Linked DNA regions of Homo sapiens: region 2 is linked to region 1. The links are chromatin contacts, found by Hi-C or POLR2A ChIA-PET in ENCODE. All regions are on one chromosome and are shown on one strand. The core of a region is the stretch at or near the end of the contact, and the rest is flanking DNA. Distances in the headings are between cores, read along the strand shown. Region 1 overlaps LOC107984220 (a long non-coding RNA gene). Region 2 overlaps CCNY (cyclin Y).

What was found. Hi-C counts contacts between places; a loop is a spot of excess contacts on that map. ChIA-PET counts read pairs that join two places held with the same protein, here RNA polymerase II (POLR2A). Pooled maps may share reads with other maps.
Region 2: POLR2A ChIA-PET joins it to region 1 with 10 read pairs in PC-3. The contact joins two enhancer-like sites. A Hi-C loop is called at or near these places in 2 of 50 pooled maps. POLR2A ChIA-PET finds 5 or more read pairs at or near these places in 6 of 52 experiments (PC-3, PC-9, WTC11 and 3 more).

The regions. Positions count from the first base shown.
Region 1 is chr10:35,296,316-35,303,354 of GRCh38, reverse strand. LOC107984220 (a long non-coding RNA gene) reads left to right here. Exons shown (of 3, transcript XR_007062113.1): 2 at 4,096-4,281; 3 at 6,782-6,810. It also overlaps a transcript of CCNY not described here. Among named protein-coding and RNA genes, the nearest start is that of CCNY-AS1, 37 kb to the left of the region's middle. RefSeq lists a silencer at 2,790-2,839 and an enhancer at 2,562-3,761. Within about 2 kb of position 3,039, at least 3 of the 41 ENCODE cell types and tissues checked have a DNase peak (open chromatin) inside an H3K27ac peak, as active enhancers do.
Region 2 is chr10:35,495,968-35,503,006 of GRCh38, reverse strand. CCNY (cyclin Y) reads right to left here. Exons shown (of 10, transcript NM_145012.6): 3 at 1,472-1,506. Among named protein-coding and RNA genes, the nearest start is that of GJD4, 110 kb to the left of the region's middle. RefSeq lists an enhancer at 4,217-4,366. Within about 2 kb of position 4,151, at least 3 of the 41 ENCODE cell types and tissues checked have a DNase peak (open chromatin) inside an H3K27ac peak, as active enhancers do.

The sequences.
Region 1 (7,039 bases), core at 1,790-4,289:
TACAAAATTAGCCAGGCGTCATGGTGCATGCCTGTAATCCCAGCTACTCGGGAGGCTGAGGCAGGAGAATTGCTTGAACCCAGGAGGTGGAGGTTGCGGTGAGCCGAGGTCATGCCATTGCACTCCAGCCTGGGCAACAAGAGTGAAACTCAGTCTCAAAAAAAAAGAAACAGGATCTTACTCTGTCACCCATGCTGGAGTGCAGTGGTGCAGTCATGGCTCACTGCAGCCTGGAATCCCTGGGCTCAAGTGATCTTCCTGCCTCAGCCTCCCAAATAGCTGAGACTACACATCCCAGGTAATTATTTTTATTTTTATTTTTGTAGAGACAGGGTCTCACTATGTTTCCCAAGCTGGTCTGGAATTCCTGACCTCAAGCAATCTTCCTGCCTCGGCTTCTCAAAGTGCTGGGATTACAGGCATGAGCCACCGTGCCCAGCCTCCTTACCTTTATAATTTCTAATAAATATTGTTTTGGTTATACTGAATAAGCATGCCATACTAACAAGAAGCTTTTAGGCTAGCATGTCTCAAAATGTTTTAGCAATTTTCTACTCAGCCTTATGTGTTCATGATCTCTCTGCTCTTGCTACTAATTGAGAAATTAATATTGTTCTCAGTGGCTATGATGTAGATTGAATTGTTCAGCCACAGATTTTTCATCCTGAGATGCCCTTGGGTGCCTGCTAGTTGTTTTTCTTAGGTTGGCTGTTTTGTTCTTCATCTTAAAATATTAACATGTCGGGGCGGGCGCAGTGGCTCATGCCTATAATCCCAGCACTTTGGGAGGCTGAGGCAAGTGGATCGCCTGAGGTCAGGAGTTCGAGACCAGCCTGGCCAACATGGAGAAACCCCGTCTCTACCAAAAATACAAAAATTAGCCAGGCATGGTGGTGCATGCCTGCAGTGCCAGCTCCTCAGGAGGCTGAGACAGGAGAATCACTTGAACCCAGGAGACGGAGGTTGCAGTGAGCCGAGATCGCGCCACTGCACTCCAGCCTGGGTGACAGAGCAAGACTCTGTCTCAAAAAAAAAAAAAAAAAATTAAGATGTCAAAGTATTAACCTGCTGTTTTGATAGAAAAATAGCAATGAGGATGGGCGTGGTGGCTTACACCTGTAATCCCAGCACTCTGGGAGGCCGAGGCAGGTGGGTCATGAGGTCAGGAGATCGAGACCATCCTGGCCAACATGGCAAAACCCCATCTCTACTAAAAACACAAAAATTAGCCAGGCGTGGTGGCGTGTGCCTGTAGTCCCAGCTACTCAAGAGGCTGAGGCAGAGAATCGCTTGAACCTGGGAGGCGGAGGTTGCAGTGAGCCGAGATCACGCCATTGCACTCCAGCCTGGACGATAAGAGCAAAACTCCGCCTCAAAAAATAAATAAATAAATAAATAAATAAAATAAAAAATAACAATGAAGGCTGGGCGGGGTGACTCACACCTGTAATCCTAGCATTTTGGGAGGCCGAGGCGGGCAGATCGCTTGAGCCCAGGAGTTTGAAACCAGCCTGGGCAACATATTGAGACTATGTCTACAAAAAATACAAAAATTAGCTAGGCATGGTGGCATGCACCTGTAGACCTGTCCCAGCTACTCAGGAGGCTGAGGCAGGAGGATCACTTGCGCCCAGGGAGATCAAGTCTTCTGTGAGCCGTGATCATGCCACTGCTCTCCAGGCCTGGGTGACAGTGAGACCCTGTCTCAAAACAAAGCAAAACAAAAGACAGCGATGAAAACAGGCTTCCAATAAAAAAAATAAGAAAAGACTGCTAATTTGTCAGGCTCAAATATCCCATGTGTTCAGGGAGTAAGAGAAATACCGTGCATAAAAGCTCTATACAGCCAAGAACATCTGCAAATTGATTATCACAGTTTGCCATGGACTACATGGAAGTGAAGTGACTTCATTTTACCTTCACTCTCCTAGGTAGGATATAAACAATTCTATTATGAAACATTTCCAGGAAAGTCTTCACACTGTCTCTCAGACAACTCTTTCTAGTGTTAATGGAAATAGATAACACATTTCAACCCATATTCAAAACTGGACCTTCCATCATGTCTACACACATTGGCCATATATTTGTTAAACAAGGAATATTATGCTTGTATTTAGGCAAAAATAGCTCCGAAAGCTAATATATGTTGTAGTTAAGATCTCAGCCCTGGTGCCAGATTATCTGAGTTTGAATCCTTGTGTGATCTCTCTAAAGCATCTTTTCTCCTATTTAAATGGGTATAATAGTCGGGCACAGTGGCTCACCCCTATAATCCCAGCACTTTAGGAGGCCGAAGCGGGCGGATCACTTGAGGTCAGGAGTTTGAGACCAACCTGGCCAACATGGTGAAACCTCGTCTCTACTAAAAATATAAAACAAATTAGCCAGGCATGGTGGTGGCCGCCTGTAATCCCAGCTACTTGGGAGGCTGAGGCAGGAGAATCACTTGAACCTGGGAGGCAGAGGTTGCAGTGAGTTGAGATTGCACCACTGCACTCCAGCCTGGGTGACAAGAGCAAAACTCCATCTCAAAAATAATAATAATAATAATGGAATGAATATTAGAATACTAGCTTGAATAAATAATAGAGCTTACATTAGAAGTCTTAACAAACAGCATATTTACTTTGAAAATGCTCTAAGCAGTATGTCTGCAAGCACATGTAACCCACTGAGTAAAGCAGTTGTTAAGCAGAAAATAAACATAGATTTTTAATGAACCATGTGGCAATGATACATAAAAAATAAATTGTATAAGCGAATGCAAAAATAAAGATCTAAGAAAAACAAATATGAGACAAGACTACTGCTTCTGGCCATGAAGCAGTAACTGGTACTGGACTTGCCCTACTGCAATAAACAGCAGGACGCTAGAGAAGATATATGAAACAATTGTTTCAGACTCTGAACAACAGACAAAGCAGAACTGTAACCCCCGAGAGAAGTGAAACAAGGCAAGACCCACGATCACCCCAGCTTTCTTTCTGAAGCTGCTTTGCAGATTGTGATACAGGAGGGGAACTCAGGCAGGGCGTGGCATCTCAGGCAGGGCGTGGCAGCCTTGCTGCTTTGATGAGACAGAGCAGAAGTAGGGATGAGGGAGGGCAGCTGGAATTTCCAGGGCGGGGTACCACAGATGAGTAAGCTAGACAGAGCAAGAGCTCGAAATCCACATGGGAGCCCTCTTACATCTTTGGCTCACGCACAACGTAAAACTCTGCGAGGCCAAGCAAAGAGCATCTACTAGGAAACTGTAAGAGGAGCAGTCCCCAGAGATCTGAGAGATGTTCAGGTTCTGAAAAGACAAAGCCTAAAGACCTCGAAAGGATACTGTTCTGAAAACTTACGTGATTGTAGGAGTGGCATCATATTATTTGAAGGTACACTGATAAACTGAAGATGTATTCTGTAAACCTACAGCAACAATTGTTTTTAAAAAAGGAGTGTTATTCACCAATGGAGAATATAAAATGAAATACTGAAAAATACTCAACTAATCCAAAAAGGCAGGAAAAGAAGAAAAAAATAAAAACATATGGTATAAATAGAAAACAAACAGCAAGACAGTAGATTTAAACCTAACCGTATCAGTAATTATACTAAATGTATATGAATTAAGCATTCCAATTATAAATCAAAGATTATCCAATTGGGTAATAAAGTAAGGTCTGACTCTCTGGTGTCTACAAGAAATCCACTTTATACAGACACAAGAATGTTAAAAGTAAAAGGATGAAAAAAGGTAAACATGAGACATAAGAAAGGTGGATTGACTGTATCCATTTCTGGCAAAACACACTTTAGGACAAGAAATATTACCAGACATAAGGAGGGACATTTCACAATGATAAACTATCAAGTCACTAAGAAAAAATAACATTCCTAAATGTGAATGCACCCAGTTGTAGAACTTCAAAAGACTTGAAGCGAAAACTGACAGAATTTGAAAGGGGAAAAAGACAAATCCATAATTTAAGTTGCATATTTCACCACCTTCTCTTGTATTGATAGAAATAGCAGACAGAAAACTGGTATGAATACAGAAGACTTGAACAGCACTATCAACTAACTGGATCCAATTAACTTTTACAGAACGCTCCACCCTGCAATGGCAGACTAAACAGTGTTTTCAGTGCAGATGGAACGTTCATCATATGCTGGGCCATGAAACTAGTCTCAATAAATCCAGCAGGATTGAAATCACATACCGGGCTTCTCCAACAAAATGCAATTTAATTAGAAATCAGTAACTGAAACTGGAACTCTTCTACACTGCTGGTAAGAATGTGAAATGTTACAATCACTTTGAAAACAGTTGTCAGTTTTTTTAAATAATGAAGTCAAACATATAAACAATTGCACTTCTTGGTATTTACCTAAGAAGAATGAAAACATATGCTCATACAAAACATACACATAAATGATTTTAATCATCTTTATAATTTTCAAAAACTGGAAACAACCAACCAAATATTCATCAATAGATAACTTGATAAACTAACTACAGTTACAAAAAAACAACAACAACAAGGCCAGGTGCAATGGCTCATGCCTGTAATCTCAGCACTTTGAGAGACTGAAGTGCAGCACCACATGAAGCCAGGAGTTTGAGACCAACCTGAGCAACATAGTGAAACCCTGTCTCCGCAAAAAATTAAATAAAAAAAATTAGCCAGACGTGGTGGCCCTCACTTGTAGTCCTAGCTACTCAGGCGGCTGAGGCAAGGAAGAGTGCCTGAGCCCAGGAGTTTGAAGCTGCAGTGAGCCATGATTGTGCCACTGTACTCCAGCCTGAGAAACAGAGCAAGACCCTGTCTCTGTTTTTTAAAAAAGAAAAGAATGGAATAATACTCAACAATACAAATGAGCAAAGTACTAACACATACAACATTGATAAATCCCTGAAACATGCTGAAAGGCCAGACATAAAGAGTATATTGTTATGATTACATTTATAGAAAATTCTAGAAAATGTAAAACTAATCAATAGTGACACAAAGCAAATCAGTCATTCCCTGGTGCCAAGAGTTGGGTTGGGATTGTTGCAAGGAGATATGAAGGAACTTTGGGGGATGATGGAAATGTTCTATATCTTGAATATGGTGAGATTATATTTGTGAAAACTCATTGAAAGGTGCACCTAAAATGGGTGTGCTTATTTTACGTTAATTACACTTCAACAAATTTCTGTTCCATTGGTCTATGTGTCTGCTTTTGTACCAGTACCATGCTGTTTTGGTTACTGTAGCCCTGTAGTATAGTTTGAAGTTGAGTAATATGATGCCTCCAGCTTTGTTCTTTTTGCTTAGAATTCCCTTGGCTATTCAGGCTCTTTTTTTTTTTTTCATAAGAACTTCTAAATAGTTTTTTCTAGCTCCATGAAGAATGTCATTGGTAGTTTGATAGGAGTGATGTTAAATATGTAAGTTGCTTTGGGCAGTATGGCCGTTATAATGATATTGATTCTTCCTATCCACAAACATGGAATGTTTTTTCCATTTGTTTGAGTCATCTCTGATTTCCTTGAGCAGTGTTTTGTAATTCTTCTTGTAGAGATCTTTCACCTCGCTGGTTAGCTGTATTCTTAGGTATTTTTTTCTTTTTGTGGCAATTGTGAATGGGATTGCATTCCTGATTTGGCTCTCAGCTTGGATGTTGTTGGTGTTTAGGAATGCTATTGATTTTTGTACGTTAATTTTGTATCCTGAAACTTTGCTGAAGTTACCAGATCAAGGAGTTTTAGGGCAGAGACTATGGGGTTTTCTAGATATAGAATCATATCATCTGTAAACAGGGATAGTTTGACTTCCTCTCTTCCTATTTGGATGCCTTTTATTTCTTCCTCCTGCCTCATTGCTCTGGCCAGGACTTCCAGTACTATATTGAATAGGAGTGGTTCCTTGTCTTGTGGCAGTTTTCAAGGGGAATGCTTCCAGCTTTTACCCAGTCAGTATGATGTTGGCTGTGGGTTTGTCATAGATAGCTCTTATTATTTTGACGTATATTCCTTCAATGCCTTGTTTATTGAGAGTTTTTAACATGAAGCGATGTTGAATTTTATCAAAAGCCTTTCTGCATCTATTGAGATCATTATGCTTTTTGTTTTTAGTTCTGTTTATGTGACGAATCACATTTATTGATTTCCGTGTGTTGAACCAATCTTTTTTTTTTAATTTGTATATATTTTTTCTTTTTTTATTTGTGTATTGAACTAGCCTTGCATCCCAGGGGTAAAGTCTACTCAATCACGGTGGATTCGCTTTTTGATGTGCTACTGGATTCAGTTTGCCAGTGTTTTGTTAAGGATTTTTGCATCCATGTTCATCAAGGATATTGACCTGAAGATTTTTTTGTTGTTGTGTTTTGCCAGGTTTTGGTATCAGGATGACACTGGCCTCATAAAATGAGTTGGAGAGGAGACCCTCCCCTCAATTTTTGGAATAGTTTCAGTAGGAATGCTACCAGCTCTTCTTTATACATCTGGTAGAATTCAGCTGTGAATCCATCTGGTCCTGGGCTTTTCTTGGTTGGTAGGCTTTTTATTACTGCTTCAATTTCAGAACTCATTATTAGTCTGTTCAGGGATGCAATTTCTTCCTAGTTCAATCTTGGGAGGTGGTATGTGTCCAGGAATTTATCCATTTCTTCTAGATTTTCTAGTTTGTGTGCATAGGGTTTTTGTATTTCTGTGCAGATGGTGGTAATTTCATCTTTCTCATTTCTAATTGTGTATATTTGGTTCTTCTCTCTTTTTTCTTTTTTCTTTTTTTTCTGACAGAGTCTCACCCTGAGGCCCAGGCCGGAGTGCTGTGACGTGATCTTGGCTCACTGCAACCTCTGCCTCCCGGATTCAAGCAATTCTCCTGTCTCAACCTCCCAAGTAACTGGGATTACAGGTATGCGCCACCACACACAACTAATTTTTGTATTTTTTAGTCGACATGGGGTTTCTCCATTTTGGCCTGGCTGGTCTCAAACTCCTGGCTGCAAGTGATCCACCTGCCTCGGCCTCCCAAAGTCCTGAAATTACAGGCGT
Region 2 (7,039 bases), core at 2,902-5,401, 200 kb before region 1:
CGACACAAACTCCTATCCTCCTCTTTCTTCAATGCACCTTCCATGGAGCTGCAGTGAACAGGAAAGATGGCCTGGATGCAGTTCCAGCTCTTCTCCTTCCCTTGCAAGCTCCTTGGCAGGCATGCTAATGAGTGTAATGAGTGGGAAAGCATTCAAGTGCACCCAGCAGGCAAAGAAATGGAAGCAAGGATTTAGAGAATTCGTTCCAATCGCTCAAATTTTTATATCCAGGTATATACTGCTTTCAAAAAAAAAAAGGCATGGCAATTTTCATATTTTCCTCATGACACAGATTGCAATTTCAAAGGTGCTTTAAACAGATGCTTTGAAATTTAAGGGGCCGAGGGAAAAGGTCACAGATTGCTTTAAGAATCTGCTAAAAATAATAAGCCCTCTGACCCCTAGAAAACTGTATATGTGCATATATATTAACACTGACTACAAAGAAGTCATCAGTCTCCTAAGGGCGTAGCATCATGTCCCTTGAGTGTAAGGGCCCAGCTTATGAATTTCTTCCCAACTGCATTTTGTCCATATTTTCAAAGGGCAGAGAATACAACATTATGGCTTTAAGTCTCTTTAATACACAGCTTTAGGACTATTTCAAGATCTTCAAATACACAGATGCAGACAGTCTAAAAATCCTGAGAAAGACCCTTGTGTGGTTCTGTTTTTAGAATGAGGACTTAGAGCATACTTATTTTGATAATTTACACCTGTTTCATCATTCCATCCCTCTCGGAGAGTTTTCTTTCCTAAAGGGCCATATTTCTAAGAAGAAGGTGTGGCTAGGACTTGCCTGGTATATAGGGTGTGGAGTAGGTGCTGGAGCCAGCCAGCTACATCTCTGCTCAAGGAAGGAAGAGGGATGAAGTATCTCAATGGGGCACCTGCACCTGGCCACCAGGGGAGGGAGACATGGCTAAGAATGGCCAAAAGACTCCAGCCAAATGTTTGAACATCTTTTTTAAATTTAGTGTTATCAAGTTTATCCTTTCTTGGAGCATCAGAAGAACACGCAGACTCTACTGGACCCACAAACAACAAATGGGAAGAGTCAAGTGTGGAGACAGAGAGCCTCATGGAAAACAACTATGTGTTTATTCAAATGGAACTGAGCTACAAGAGAAAAAGAATAATTTGGGGGTGAGGGTAGAGAAAGGAAAGGATTCAAAATTAAAAAGAAGTGGCTTTCGCTTGGACTTGCTGGGTGATGTTTGATATGTTATTGTTCACACACATCATCTCATGAACAATAGTGGTCTAGGGCTTCTGGAAAAATATTTGGGACAGTGGACAAATACTGAGTGATGCTTGTCCAATTACAAACCAAACTAAGCATAAGTACACTGCAACATTCTTCCAAGTATCTACAAAGCACATGAGCCATTTTCATCCATCACAGACAGTTATTTTAGCTCTTTACACTGTACAGTCATTATGAAGAACACAGGGAGACAGCTTCACTTACATGGTTAATGAAGAGACTCTTGCGTTTTTCTCTCACTGTGAAAACAAAAGATGCAACAGAAATGTTATATGCCTGCATGCCAACCCCTGGCAGGTGGATGAGGACTGGGCCTCTGTGTCGTGGTCCCGTCCTTCCACCAACCAACATACCCACTTGCTCATTTATCAAACATAAGAATACAGGACCTGCACAAATGCAGATCTGAATGAACTTGGCTCACAGAGGGAAATATACATCCATTTAAACAAGAGCACCCTAACAAAATAACTGCAGCTGAAATCAATTAAGGGGTAACAGATTTCCATTAACTGAATAAAAAAGTAATTAGTAACCCTCATAAAACTCATATGCATCTATTAGTTTAACATAATTAACAAATGATAGGACTATTTATTCCCAACCCTACCAGACCCATAAAGCTCCACAGTATATAAGGGAAATATAAATAACAATAATATCTAGAAAGCATTGAGATCCAGGAAGACGATGTACATCAGCAGCATTACTTATCATGGAAACCCATTATTCTCCATGCTGGGTGCTGGTGAATACAGCTGGGCTTCTGTCTGGGAGCCCCTGGAGCTCCTTGTGGCACCCAACCCCAACCCCATAAGGCTGACAGAGGTCACCATAATTGATACTGCTCTAACAGTCACCATAATTGATACTGCTCTAACAAGGTGGCTTCTCACACTGCATGCATGGCCTGTGCTGAGCAGCTCAGCCTGCAGTGTCCCCAGATACCAGTGTTTCTCAGAATGGGAGCCTGCTGCCCCAGAGAGGTAGAAGGGTCAGTCACAGGGAACACGAAGAGCTTGTAATAACCTAGTATCACTGAACTTTGCATTTTCTTTTCTGAAGGCTCATTTTGTGGGTACAGATGAATCCATCAACACATTTATTCGTTACTGTAAAAGACATGAAGAATAGGTTTCATTCAAGGAGATAACATCCTAGGTCCCCAGGAATCAACAATGTTATCTTGGGGTACCCTAAAACAGCAGTGTACAAAAGATAGAAGAAGGTTTTCTCCTTACAGTCCATGCCTCTGCAAAGAAGATTCACTACTGTTTTCAAAAGCCTTCCTGCTGATCTGTTGAAGGGACTATGGAACTGTTTTTCTATCACTCATATGCTGTTCTTAGACTCACAAAAAAACACTTCTCTTTTCCTTAGAAGTCTTGTCCTCTCTGGAATGAATGCTGCCTTCCACTCTTGATATCTCAAAGATAACAAAAGCAAAAATGCAAAAGCAAAAATTAGTCTGAGGATACTGTTGAGTACTTTAAAAAGAGAGACTGACACATAGAAGGCAGCTCCATCAAGCCATCGGATGGACGCATGTGCAGGCGATCAGCCCCCTGCTGTCACAGGACAGGGCACCCTGGCCATGCATGAGGCCAGACTAGCGCACACAGAGCACGAGTGCACAGACAGCAGCAACAAACTGGTCTGCTATGCACAGCATGGAGGCAGAGGGATTACATTTTACCTGACTCCAAGGAAGAATCCACATGAAAACCATAGCAAAACAAACAGGATGGTCTGGCTGGAAGCTCTGGGTTTTAACTTCCTGGCATACATACATACATATATAGAGCGTGTGCATGCACATGTGTGAATTAAATTAATTCATACTAAACTATTATACATGTAGCCAAGGATGGGGATATGATGATAATTCTATGGTGATTTCCCACTGACTGAAGGGACCCGGAAACCCTTTCTACATGGGCCACAGAACTGACAGGGTTCCCACTACATTCTGAGATGACACTTAACCCTTCTCAGAGCAACCCAGTGATAGGTTTGTGCAAAAGAGACACAAGTCTCCCAACTGTGGGAACCACCACCCATACTAAGGTCACCTCAACACCCTACATCAGCCCCTGCCTTCAGCAAATGAAAGATATCCATGCCTCAAAAAATACCAGCACTTCCTATATGGGTACTATTGAGAAGATTAGGAATTATTCACGTGTAGAAGTAATGGCTGAGATGCATAACCTTCAATAGTTCTGACTATAAGTCCGACCAAGAAAGCTGATATGGTTTGGCTGTGTCCCCACCCAAATCTCATCTTGAATTCCCACATGTTGTGGGAGGGACCTGGTGGAAGGTAATTGAATCATGGGGGCAGGTCTTTCCCATGCTGTTCTCATGATAGTGATAAGTCTCATGAGATCTGATGATTGTAAAAACAGGAGTTTCTCTGCACAAGCCCTCTTCTCTTCTCTGCCGCGATGTGAGACGTGCCTGAGATACCTTCCACCATGACTGTGACGCCTCCCCAGCTACGTGGAACTGTAAGTCCCTTAAACCTCTTTTGTAAACTGCCCAGTCTGGGGTATATCTTTATCAGCAGTGTGAAAACATACTAATACAAAAGCTTTCAAACAAACAAAAAAAAAACTACAGCAGACACAGAAGAATATTATAAACACATATGCCATTTTTGTCCACCACCTACAAGGATCAATCTCAGGGAGGAATCAGGCTATTTTCATGAACTCCAACTGGCTGCAATCAGAATGGTGAAGAAAAACGAAAGTTCACTAAGACTATTACAGAACACCTGAGGATAAGCTATCTGAATCTATTACAGAATCTCTCAGGCATTCACTGCTTCTATGCAAATGAACACCTACACACTACCCTATTTCCTCAGAGCAACCTGGGGCTCCTGGGGCCTGAATCAGGTGCCACTTTCCTGTATGGTTTTGTAATGCTCCTCCTAACATAAGAGGGTCTTTGGCAGATGAAGTCTGCACAGTTTCTGAGAAGATTTTCCACACATGCATCTCTATGGCCGACTTGCTTCTGGAGCGTCTTCCGCGCCCCCAAACCAACAACCTGTCCCTACCCAGATGGGAAGAATGCCTGATATCCACGTTAGACCATGTGACCCATTACTCTGACCATCCTGCCTGGATTGGGGGGTAACTTTACCCTCTCTGGGCTAACTCCTTCTCCTGGGAATCTGGAGTTGGGACATACTCAAAGGGCTCTGCTCAACCTTAACTGAGGGTATGATGTGTAAACTTCAGACTGGGGTGGGACTCCGCTGTGCAGGAAAGAGTGAAGCAGCAGATCTGACAGCCATCCTTAAAGGGCCTGTTGCAAGGCTGGCCCTTGGCTGGTATCTGGGAACTTGGATTTAGGAGGGTTCCTTCCCATCATTTCCTAACTGGTAGGAGTGGCTCACTGTGCCTAAGCTGTCTGCACAAACAATATGCTCTATGCCGCACACAGTATGGTTTATTTCCTTCTGGGAGTCTGGAACTTTGGTACTTAACAGGCAGAGCCTTCTTACATGAGTGGTCCTCCATAAAAATCCTGGGTGCTGGGTCTCTACCCAGGAGTTTCCCTGGCTGACAACATTCCACAGGTGTTTTCACAACTCATTTGTGAATGGGGGGATAAAGTGCAACCTGTGTGGCTCCATGGGAGAGGACTCGCCCTGTGCACCTCTTCCCTGTACTGAGTTTGCCTCATGTGCTTGCACTGTAATAAGTTACAGTCATGAGTGTGACTGTATTTTGTGTCTTATGATTCCTGGACCCCCATAAAGCAGTGGTGTCCCTCTGCCATGCAGAGAAACACGGCAGAGGGAGATGGGCAGAAGGCAGGTGCTGCCTTAGTCCTAACAGCTTTTAGTACCCAGTTCCACCAATTCATGAGCTGTCTGAGATACCCTCAGTGCCCTTAAAATTAATTACTCCTTTTCCCCTAAGCTAGCAGGAGCACAACCAAGACATTACCATAGGGGGAATAAGATAAGTAGAATTTTTTTTTTTTTTTTTTTTTTTGAGACGGAGTCTCGCTCTGTAATCCAGGCTGGAGGGAAGTGAGCTGACTCACTCCACCTCCCAGGTTCAAGCAATTCTCCTGCCTCTCCTGCCTAAGTAGCTGAGAGTACAGGGGTGCACCACCACATCCAGCTAATTTTTTGTATTTTTTAGTAGAGACAGGGTTTTGCCATGTTGGCCAGGCTGGTCTCGAACTCCTCACCTCAAGTGATCCACCTGCCTCGGCCTCCCAAAGCGCTGGGATTACAGGCGTGAACCACCACACCCAGTGATAAGCAGAATATTTTACAGTGGTGTATCACCTGAAAAGACTGACAGAATTGCCCAAATCTAAATCTGTCTTTAAAATAAATTTGAAACCACTGAGGCTGATGTGGGTACAGCTCTGAAATTCAAAATGCTTTAGCTATTTTATGTAATGGTATAAGCAATATGCCAACTCATTTCTAATAGGTGGTTTTAGTCATCTTTAACACTTCAATATTTTTGGTTACTATAACAATCAATCAAAATCTCTGGAGTTTTCTGAGTTAATGTCTAACTGAATTAACTAATAATTATGTTTTGCTTCTTTAGAGAAAACAGGCAATAAATTGATATGGATCATAAATTTTTTCTTTCCTGGGAGAGGAATAACAGCAATCTCCTTTGACACAATCTATGATAGTTAAGAGGATTTTTAATTGGCTACAGTGACAGTCCATAAAGATGTAAACAGAAAATGGACCAGAGGCTTTAAAAATAAGCCATCTAAAATCAGCAAAAACAATACAGTTGGCATTAAAAGTCTTCTCCTGATAAAATGGGGAGTGAAGAGAGTAAAAGGCAGTGTTTGCAATCTGAGGGACAAACAAAATTACACTTAAGTTGCTATGGGACACTCTCTTGCCACAATGTCACACAAGTGACTCTTTAAAATACAACTTTCAACCTAGTGTGTGATTATTAATGAGGATTTGTTAACAATCTAAACACCATTTCAGCTGATTCCTGTCATAGGTAGGCATTTAAAAGATTACCTTGGTTTCTCCTCTTCCATTTCCAATTTTTTTCTTTTTTAGAGATGAGATCTCACTATGTCGCCCAGGCTGGTATTGAACTCCTGAGCTCAAGCAATCCTCCTGTCTCAGCACCCCCCAAAGTTTTGGGATTACAGGTATGAGCCACCGCACCTGACTCTCCTCTTCCATTTCTAAAATAGACCGACCTTCCAATGGCAAGTGTTAGCCACCACCAAGCCATAGGATGCTGGTACTAAAAAGGTCCTAAGATACCTAAGATACTCTTTCTTTGGCAAACTAGGGAAGAGCCCAAGCAGGCCAAGGAAGGGAAGGCCCAGAAGAAGAAGAGAGGAGACCGCGTGTAGGACCCCTTCCTCTATACATCCGCCCTCCAACAAGAACATCACTGGTGTGCACAGGCATCCTTGGCATCTGCATAAAACGAGTCCCATTTAAAAACAGAATGACAATTAGAACCAGGTATGAATAGAGCTGTGCTATTCTACAAAGAAAATTTACTTAACTGATTAACTACTCTGGATGTGAAGGACTGGCAGGCCACACAAGAGGCAGGCTTCAACTAAAGAATGACAGAATTTTGTTTGGATATACGAAGCTGATTGCTGAGATAGCTCCAATGCAGATCACAAAGATCTGGTTGAAAAGAAAAGGTTTCATTTCCCTTTCCTTTTTCCTGTGGGTAGCACAGATCAGGCCTTGAACAATAAAATTAAAAGTTTACTATTAACTTTTCTTAT